Regions from separate parts of the Homo sapiens genome. Here region 1 is linked to region 2. The links are chromatin loops, found by intact Hi-C in ENCODE. Cell type or tissue: B cell. All regions are shown on one strand. Links, peaks and the distances in the headings refer to the core of each region. The heading gives the core; the rest is flanking DNA.

Region 1 (4,401 bases), core at 118-4,117, 56 kb before region 2:
CACAGAGCAGCAAACATTCTCTATTTTCCAAGTAATCATGCTTTTAATTTGATTTGCATAAATTCAAATAAATAAATAAATAGGTAAACATACATGAGTAGAGGAGGAAGGTATACCTTGCAAGAAATGAGCTTGGTATCAAGTGAGAGAGGCCAATATCAAGAATTTCTATTTGTTTTATTGATTTTACTTCAGTTTCAGAGGCTCATCCCTGCCCGTATTCCAACTCTTGTTTTCAGTAACAGAATTCTCCTGCCTCTAACCACAATGTTGGTTTGGCAGGAAATGAGGAGAAGGTTCCTTTTGAATTCAGACTATTGCTCTATGATAAACTCTTCTCCCTTGGGTGAGAATCTGAAGTCCCTTTGCCAAAAAGGCAAAGAAAGGATAAGTTTACAAGACAATACTAGTCTTTCTGTTACATATTGCAGTGTTACAAAATACTTCCACATACATTCTCTCACTGGATACATCCTCTCACTTTAGCCTTAGGAGGCAGACAAAGGCTATATCATAATCCTCATTTTACTGAGAATAAAACTGAAATCCGATTAAGTGACTTCTTCAAGATCATACTGCCAGTAAAACCCAGACTGGGACCCAGATATTCTGTTACTAAATCTCAGGTCCTTCCCATCCCATAATGTCACTAGGTTTTGTTTTGTTTTGTTTTGAGGCAGGGTCTCATTCTGCCGCCCAGGTGGGACTACAGTGGTGCAATCACCACTCATTGCAGCCTTGAGCTCCTGGGCTCAAGCAGTCCTCCTGCCTCAGCCTACTGAGTAGCTGGGACTACAGATGCACACTACCATGCCTGGTTAATTATTTTTATTTTTATTTTTGGTAGAGATGGGGTCTCACTATGTTGTTGCCCAGGGTGGTCTCAAACTCCTGGCCTCAAGTGATCCTCCCACCTTAGCCTCCCAAAGTGCTGGGATTACAAGCATAAGCCACAACACCTGGCCAGCATCACACTTTAAATTACCTGTGAAGTATCTATAATCATGATTACTTTGGGAACTAATGTTACCTAGGTCTCTGTCCTCCACCACTACATCCACCAGCCTCTTCACCCCACCGCTCACTGAGCATGGGGTTACCAGTCCTCTTAGTTCTGTCTAAACCCTCACTAAATCAGAATGCATAGTTCAGGCCAGACTGATTGGGGAAACTGAGACACATTTCTAACAGGACTTTCGCTTTTACAGCCTCATAATAACTACTATTGCAACATTATACTAAAAACAGTGCTGATGTTAATAATAATGATAATAATTTATTAAGTTCTGATTATATGTCAGGTACTTTACATATTTAATCCTCTCCAAAACTTTATGATAGAAGGTCCACAATCCTTATCCACAATTCTGAAATACAAAAAGCTCTGAAAACCCAAGTATTTTTCCCTAAGTATATGGCAAACTCTTCTTGTGGTAAAACTTGACCTGAACCAACATGAATTTTTAAAAAATAATCTTCATTTATCCACTTAGAGTGAACATTCATACATTTTGCTGCCACACAGGTCACATGTTTGAATGAGGGAGTGCTGTCCTAGGCCCTCCTGTCATGTCACATCTTATGTTCTTTGGAGTATATACACTTTTTTTCTTTCTAAAATCAAAATTATCTGAATACCAAAATACATCTGGCCACAAGAATTTCAAAGATCCCCACTTCTCAGATAAATAAACTGAGATTCAGAAAGAATACATTTTTAGTACACATCTCCTCTAAGTCATCAGAGCCCTTTTACTAATGTAATAGTCAATACTTGTTACAGGCTGAATTGTGTCCTCCCAAAAGTCATATGTTGAGACCCTAATCCCCAGCATGACTGTATTTAGATATGGGGCCTTTGAAGAGGTAATTAAAGTTAAATGAGGTCATAAGAGTTGGGGCTTAATCCGATAGGGCAGGTGTCCTTATAAGAAGAGGAAGTGAAACCGTAGCACTCTCTCTCTCTCCCTCCCTCTTTATCCCCCTCCCCCTCCCTTCCTCCTTCCCTCCCTCTCTCCGTTTCCCGCCAATCCCTCCCCCACCCACTCCACCCCCATCCCCACTGTCTTCCTGCACAAACACAGAGGAAAGGTTGTGTGAGGACACAGCAAGAAGGCAGCCATCTACAAACCAGAAAGAGAGGCTTCACCAGAAACCAATCCTGATTTTGGGACCTTGGTCCTGGTCTCCTAGCTTCCAGAACTGTGAGAAAATAAATGTCTATTGTTTAAACCACTCAGTCTGTGGCAGTTTTTTTTTTTTTTTTTTTATGGCCGCTCAAGCAAACTAATACAAAATTTATTTATTTTTTTAATTGGGAAAAGGGTAGCTATTATGTCTTCATATAAGCTAATAGTTGTAGTTAAGTGGACCACTTCAATGTATACGCCCTTCAAACTATTTTAAAGGCCACTGGCTCATGGCTGATCTGAGAGAGCTGGGATTGCATTTATCATCTGTTGTCACCCTATCCAGTCTTTCATGAGAAAAATTCAGCAAACAGCAATGATTTACTATGTGCCAGGCACTGTTCTAAGTGTTTCATGTATATTAACATGTTCAGCCTTCACAACAACCCCTTGAGATAGACACTATTATATCCACTTTACAAATGATGAACTTGAGGCACAGAGAGGTTACATATATTGTCTCGCTAGTAAAACTGGCAGAGCAAGCATCTGAATCTCAGCAGAAACCAAACAGGAAAAAATCCTTTTCCTCATAGTGCTTATAGGGAAAGGTAGGGCAGAAGGCAAATAAATAAAATAAATAAGCAAATTATATAGTAAAGTAAAAGGTTATAACTCCAATGGAGAGGAATTATCTAAGCGTTTAACAACTAGACCGGGCACTGTGGCTAGCTGGGCACAGTGGCTCACACTTGTAATCCCAGCACTTTGGGAGGCCAAGGCCAGTGGATCACTTGAGGTTAGGAGTTCCAGACCAGCCTGGCCAACATGGTGAAACCCCGTCTTTACTAAAAATACAAAAATTAGCTGGGCGTAGTGGTGGGTATTTGTAATCCCAGGTACTCAGGAGGCTGAGGCAGGAGAATTGCTTGAACCTGGGAGGCAGAAGTTGCAGCGAGCCAGAATTGCACCACTGCACTCCAGCCTGGGCAACAAAGTGAGACCCTGTCTCAAAAAAAAAAAAAAAAACGGTCTCACACTGAATGGAATACCAGGTCTGGTGTCTGAAGGGTAAAAGAGAAATTTCAGCACAAATATACTAAATAATAAACTCAAAGCAATCAAAACAATGCCTAAAAATAAATGTATTTGTTTAAAAAATACATAAGAACATTATGTAAAGCTACAGAAGAACTATGATGGAGTCACAGGGACCCGATTGTCCCCTCCTACCTGAAGGAATAAAAATTTTTAAAAACCAGACTATATATATGAAACGATGATTCTCAAGACATACTGGATATCAGGTGATGAAGGACAGTGATTTCTGAGAGATGAGAAACAAATGAAGTGAGCCCTGTGATTTACCCAGCCTACTGGCTTGAGAGAATTTGCAGGCCATGGTGCAGGGATGCGGAACCACAGTAGAACCCATTATGAGATGCCATTAAAGCAGTATTTGAAGACAAATGTGTAGCTCTAACTGCCTACAAGAGAAAGAGAAAAGAAGAAAGGTTTTCTTTGAAAACCTTTGAATCAATAACCTCAGCTTCCACCTTAAACTGGAAAAGGAAGAGCAAATTCAACCCTAAGTAAGATGAAAAAAGAAGATGATAAAGAATAGAGTTGAAAATGATAAAGTGGAGAATGGAACAACAATAAAGAAAAATAGATGAAACCAAAACCTGGTTCTTTGAGAAGATGAATAAAATTGATAAATCTCTAGCCAGGCTGATCAGGGAAAAAAAGAGAGAAGAATCAAATTATCAATAATCAGGAATGAAAGTGGGGCTATCACTACATAGTCTACATATATTTAAAAGATTATAAGGAAATATTGTGAACAACTTTATGCCAATAAATTCAACAACTTAGATGGAATTAACATACTCCTTGAAAGACATAAACTACCAAAGCTCACTCAAGAAGAAACAGATAACCTGAATACCCCTATAACTACTAAAGAAATTTAATTTATAGATTAAAATGTTCTGACCAAAAACAAAACAAAGAAACAAAACTTTTCAAGCCCAGCTGGCTTCACTGGTGCACAGGTGGATTCAACATTTTCTCAGCTACTAGGGAGGCTAAGGAAGATCACTTGAGCCCAGGAACTCGAAGCTGCAGTGAGTGGTGATTATGCCACTGCACTCCAGCCTGAGTGACAGAGCTAGACAGTATCTCAAAAAGAAAGAGGTATCATAGACCAAAATATAAAACCAAAAACTATAAAACTTCTAGAATAAAACATAGATGAAAATCTTTATGACCT
Region 2 (4,401 bases), core at 299-4,298:
AAGACTCCGTCTCAAAAAAAAAAAAAAATTGTCGAAGATGTAAATTTAAGTCTGTATTTGTCAGCTATAAAGTAGCTTACCAATTAAAAAAATTTACATTAATCTGGTGATATGGTTTAGCTATATCCCCACCCAAATCTCATCTTGAATTGTAGTTCCAATAATCCCCACATGTCATGGGAGGGCTCCAGTGGGAGGTAACTGAAACATGGGGGCGGTTTACCCCATGCAGTTCTCATGATAGTGAGTGAGTTCTCATGAGATCTGATGGTTTTATAAGGGTCTTTTTCCTCTTTGCTTGGCACCTCTCCTTCCTGCCATCATGTGAAAAAGGATGTGTTTGCTTCCCTTTCCTCCATGATTTTAAGTTTCCTGGAGGCCTCCCCAGCCATGCGGAACTGGGAGTCAATTAGACCTCTTTCCTTTATCAGTTATCCAGTCTTGGGCAGTTCTTTATAGCAGCATGAAAATGGACTAATACATCTGGTTTGTTTCTTATTTTCCATAATCTAAGTTGGGGTTCAGAGTTCTTCCTCAATTCTTCCCAAGCACTCTAAACTCTACCTACTTTTGTTGTTCTAGAATACTCTTGATGTCTCTGTCTTACCCTAGATGGATTCTAGAGGCCCAGTCCATGTGTCTTTTATTTACAGTTGACCCTTAAACAAAAAACAATTTTTGAACTCTGTGGGCCTGCTTATATGTGGATTTCTTCAACCTTTGCCATCCCTGAGACAGCAAGACCAACCCCTCCACTTCCTCCTACTCCTCGGCCTACTCAACATGAAGATGAGAAGGTTGAAGACCTTTATGATGATCCACTTCCACTTAATGGATAGTAAATATATTTCTCTTCCTTATGATTTTCTTAATAACATTTTCTTTTCTCTAGCTTACTTTATTATAAGAATACAGTATATAATCATATAACATACAAAATATATGTTAATCAACTGTTTATGTTATGGGCAAGGCTTGCAGCCAACAGTAGGCTATCAGTAGTTAAGTTTGGGGGGAGTCGACTGTGGGCTGGGGCACTGTGGTTCATGCCTGTAATCCCAGCACTTTGGGACGCTGACACCAAGGCATGAGGAGCACTTGAGGCCAGACATCAAGACCAGCCTGAGCAACTTAGCAAGACTCCCCCATCACTCTCCCCACAAAAAATGTATATGTATATGTCAGTCTGGCCTGGTGGTACACACCTATAATCCCAATTACTCAGAAGCTGAGGCAGGGGGGTCATTTGAGCCCAGGAGTTCAAGCCTGCAGTGAGCTATGGTATGCCACTGCACTCCAGCCTGGACAACAGAGTGAGATTCTGTCTCAAAAAAAAAAAAAAAAATTATATGCTTTTTTTTTTTTTTTTGAGACAGGTTCTCTCTCTGTCACCCAGGCTGGAGTGTGGTGGCGTGATCTCAGCTCATTGCAGCCTCAACCTCTGAGGCTCAGGTGATTCTCCTACCTCAGCCTCCCAAGTAGCTGGTACTCAGGTGTGTGCCACCACGCCTGGCTAATTTTTTATATTTTTAGTAGAGATGGGGTTTTGTTATGTTGCCCAGGCTGGTCCTGAGCTCCTGGACTCAAGCAATACCCCCACTTCAGCCTCCCAGAGTGCTGGGATTACAGGTGTGAGCCACTGTGTCTGGCCGATATGCAGATTTTTTACCTATATGTAGGTGTATGAGTTCCCCTAACCCCCAAGTTGTTCAAGGGTCAACTGGTACTGTGGTATTCACAGAACCTAGTACAGTGCCTGGCTCATTGATGCTCAATAAACATTTTTTGAATTTAATTAAGTATTTAAAAATTAAGACATAGTAATATTTTGTATATTAATGACATTTTAAATACCCAACATTTTCATTTAGGCCAAAGTTATTTAGTTTTCACATACACCATCACTTAATAAGTGATGCTGAATTTATAAGACTAAATAAGTTTACGAGAAATTCAGCCTTAGGAGATTCACTGTAAAATTCTAGTAAACAAATTCTTCAGGGCTAATTTTCTTTCTCTGTTCATATAACTCAAAAGTAGCTATAATAAAATTTGGTTTTTTTTGTTTGTTTTTTGTTTTTGTTTGGATGGAGTTTCGCTCTTGTTGCCCAAGCTGGAGTGCAATGGTGCAACCTCGGCTCACTGCAACCTCCATCTCCCAGGTTCAAGCAATTCTCCTGCCTCAGCCTCCCGAGTAGCTGGGATTACAGGTGCTCGCCACCACGCCCGGCTAATTTTTTGTATTTTTGGTAGAAACGGGGTATCACTATCTTAGCTAGGCTGGTCTCGAACTCCTGACCTCAGGTGATCCGCCGGCCTCGGCCTACCAAAGTGCTGGGATTACAGGAGTGAGCCACTGCACTCGGCCATAAAATTTATTCTTTTACAGCATCTTTATATTCAAGTATTTTGTAGAAAGTATTCAAGATTATTTGGTTCCTTAGGATGTTATATAATTTTTATTTATAATTAAAATATTTGATAAAGCCTTTAGACATTTAAAATCCAAATTTCTATGTCCAGAAATTATGTGTTACTGGGAATGAGAAATTACACTGCAGGCTCCGCTAGGATCCTTCTGAACGTGCCCTGCTTTAAATGGCCAACAGGGGGCAGCATGTTCTAGGGCAATGTCTCGAATCCTGCAACAGTCTTTGTGACGAAAAACAGTCGCCGAACTGCCACCAGAACTCTTGGACTGTGGAATGCAGGGTAAACAAAAATCTATTTACTGGCTCCAGTCAAACTACTTCTAAAGCAGTAGAGGTCATCTTATGGTTTCAATCATTTTACAATTAGTTTCAATACCACCACTAATTATCACCTGCTTGTTAATGCATAATAATAGGTGAATATAACACAAAATAGCAAGTTTCCTGTCAAGCCAGAGAGGAGAGAAGAAAGAGCTAAAAGAATCTTGGGAACATGAAATATTGAAAAATGCTTAAGTAATCTGGAACACTTATTACCTGCACACTTAATGATTTTTCAGTCTAATAAACATGATTAATATGTGATTTTTTACTGTTTATAATACTAACGCCTTATATATATTATTAACATAGATACTAATAATAGTAATGCACTCAAATAACTATAAGAACTAGTGAGGATTTTTAGGCTAATGTATTCATTCTTTGTACAAGTAAATTCTGTAAAAACAGAAAAATTTATCCTATGAAATAGATTGACATTCAATATCATATATTTTACTATAACTGTAGGATGTTACTAGTATGGGGTCCTTTTATAGACTAATATACAGTAGTAAAAATTATGGTAAAATCGTAGGCAAGTTAGATTAGAAAGATAATTACTTTTTTATTTTGTTCAATTTGGTTAGATTTGTTCTTTAGCAAAAGGCATTCATTTGTGTATATTCTTAATTTTACTCTGCTATGTTGTCATGCTTACCCACACAAACTGTTAATTAATAGTACCCTTGATTTTGAAGCTTGAAGAGATCCTGACATTCCCTCTATTTAAAGAGTCTTTGAGTCCCTACTTTTGATGCAGTTTCCTAGGATACTGAGAAATCAGTTGCTATTTAAACATTGGCTAGACTTGTCTAACTTCAAATAATTTACTTGAGACTTGTTTAAAATTATATTAGCCACTAAGCTTAGAAATGTGTCAAGTAGGAGTCAGGTTATGACCTCATACTTCAAATGAGACTTGAAGACTTGGTTGGCTCTCATAATCTCAGCTAGTCCTCACTGATGGCTCTATGGCAGTGCAGCACTGAAGAAGTACAATCAGGAAACATCACTCTAGCTCTATTATACAGTTCACTTAGTTGATGAGTATTGAACCAATTATTAAATTTTTCTGTACCTCAATTGTATGTAAACAGTGTAGACATTTTTTAAATGTTTGTCAAAGTGATTATGACCATCATATTACTTTGGTTTTCTAAGAAATCAAAAAGGAGATTTACAAATAAAGAACTAAATGGTAATGAAAAGTTCCTTTTAAGGGTAATTTCTAAATATGAGTAATTTTAATTTTAAAAAGAAATTAACAGTGTGCTCAAAGTGCTTTGCCAGGTCCTGAGAAGACTAACATAAATAAGTTAAGAGGAGCAGTGGCTCACGCCTATAATCCCAGCACTCTGGGAGGCAGACATGGGTGGATCCCTTGAGCTTGGTATTGGATCCCAGGAGTTCAATACCAGCCTGGGCAACACGGCAAACCCCATTTCTACCAAATACACACACACACACACACACACACACACACACACACACGCGCGCGCGCGCGCGCACTTATTAGCTGGGTGTGGTGTCTCACGCCTGTAGTCCCAGCTACTCTGGAGGCTGAGGTGGGAGGATTGCTTGAGTTGGTGAGGCAGAGATTGCAGTAAGCAGAGATCAGGCCACTGCACATAGCCTGGGCAACAGA

Evidence for each region. A loop is a pair of places that touch in the nucleus more often than their neighbours do. Peaks named below come from ENCODE experiments on the same cell type or tissue, not always from the same donor. Only the 100,000 strongest peaks of a DNase experiment are listed, where the experiment ranks them.
Region 1: a loop joins it to region 2, with 2.1 times the contacts of the local background. A loop is called at or near these places in 4 of 110 quality-filtered maps.

What each region holds. Positions count from the first base shown.
Region 1 is chr18:35,172,452-35,176,852 of GRCh38, forward strand. No RefSeq gene overlaps it. Among named protein-coding and RNA genes, the nearest start is that of ZNF397, 66 kb to the right of the region's middle. In B cell, for the core only: no CTCF peak of the experiment used is centred there; a DNase peak (open chromatin) is centred at 1,920; H3K27ac peaks cover 881 bases.
Region 2 is chr18:35,228,547-35,232,947 of GRCh38, forward strand. No RefSeq gene overlaps it. Among named protein-coding and RNA genes, the nearest start is that of ZNF397, 10 kb to the right of the region's middle. In B cell, for the core only: CTCF peaks have their summits at 2,603 (motif pointing right) and 2,805; a DNase peak (open chromatin) is centred at 2,635; H3K4me3 peaks cover 358 bases.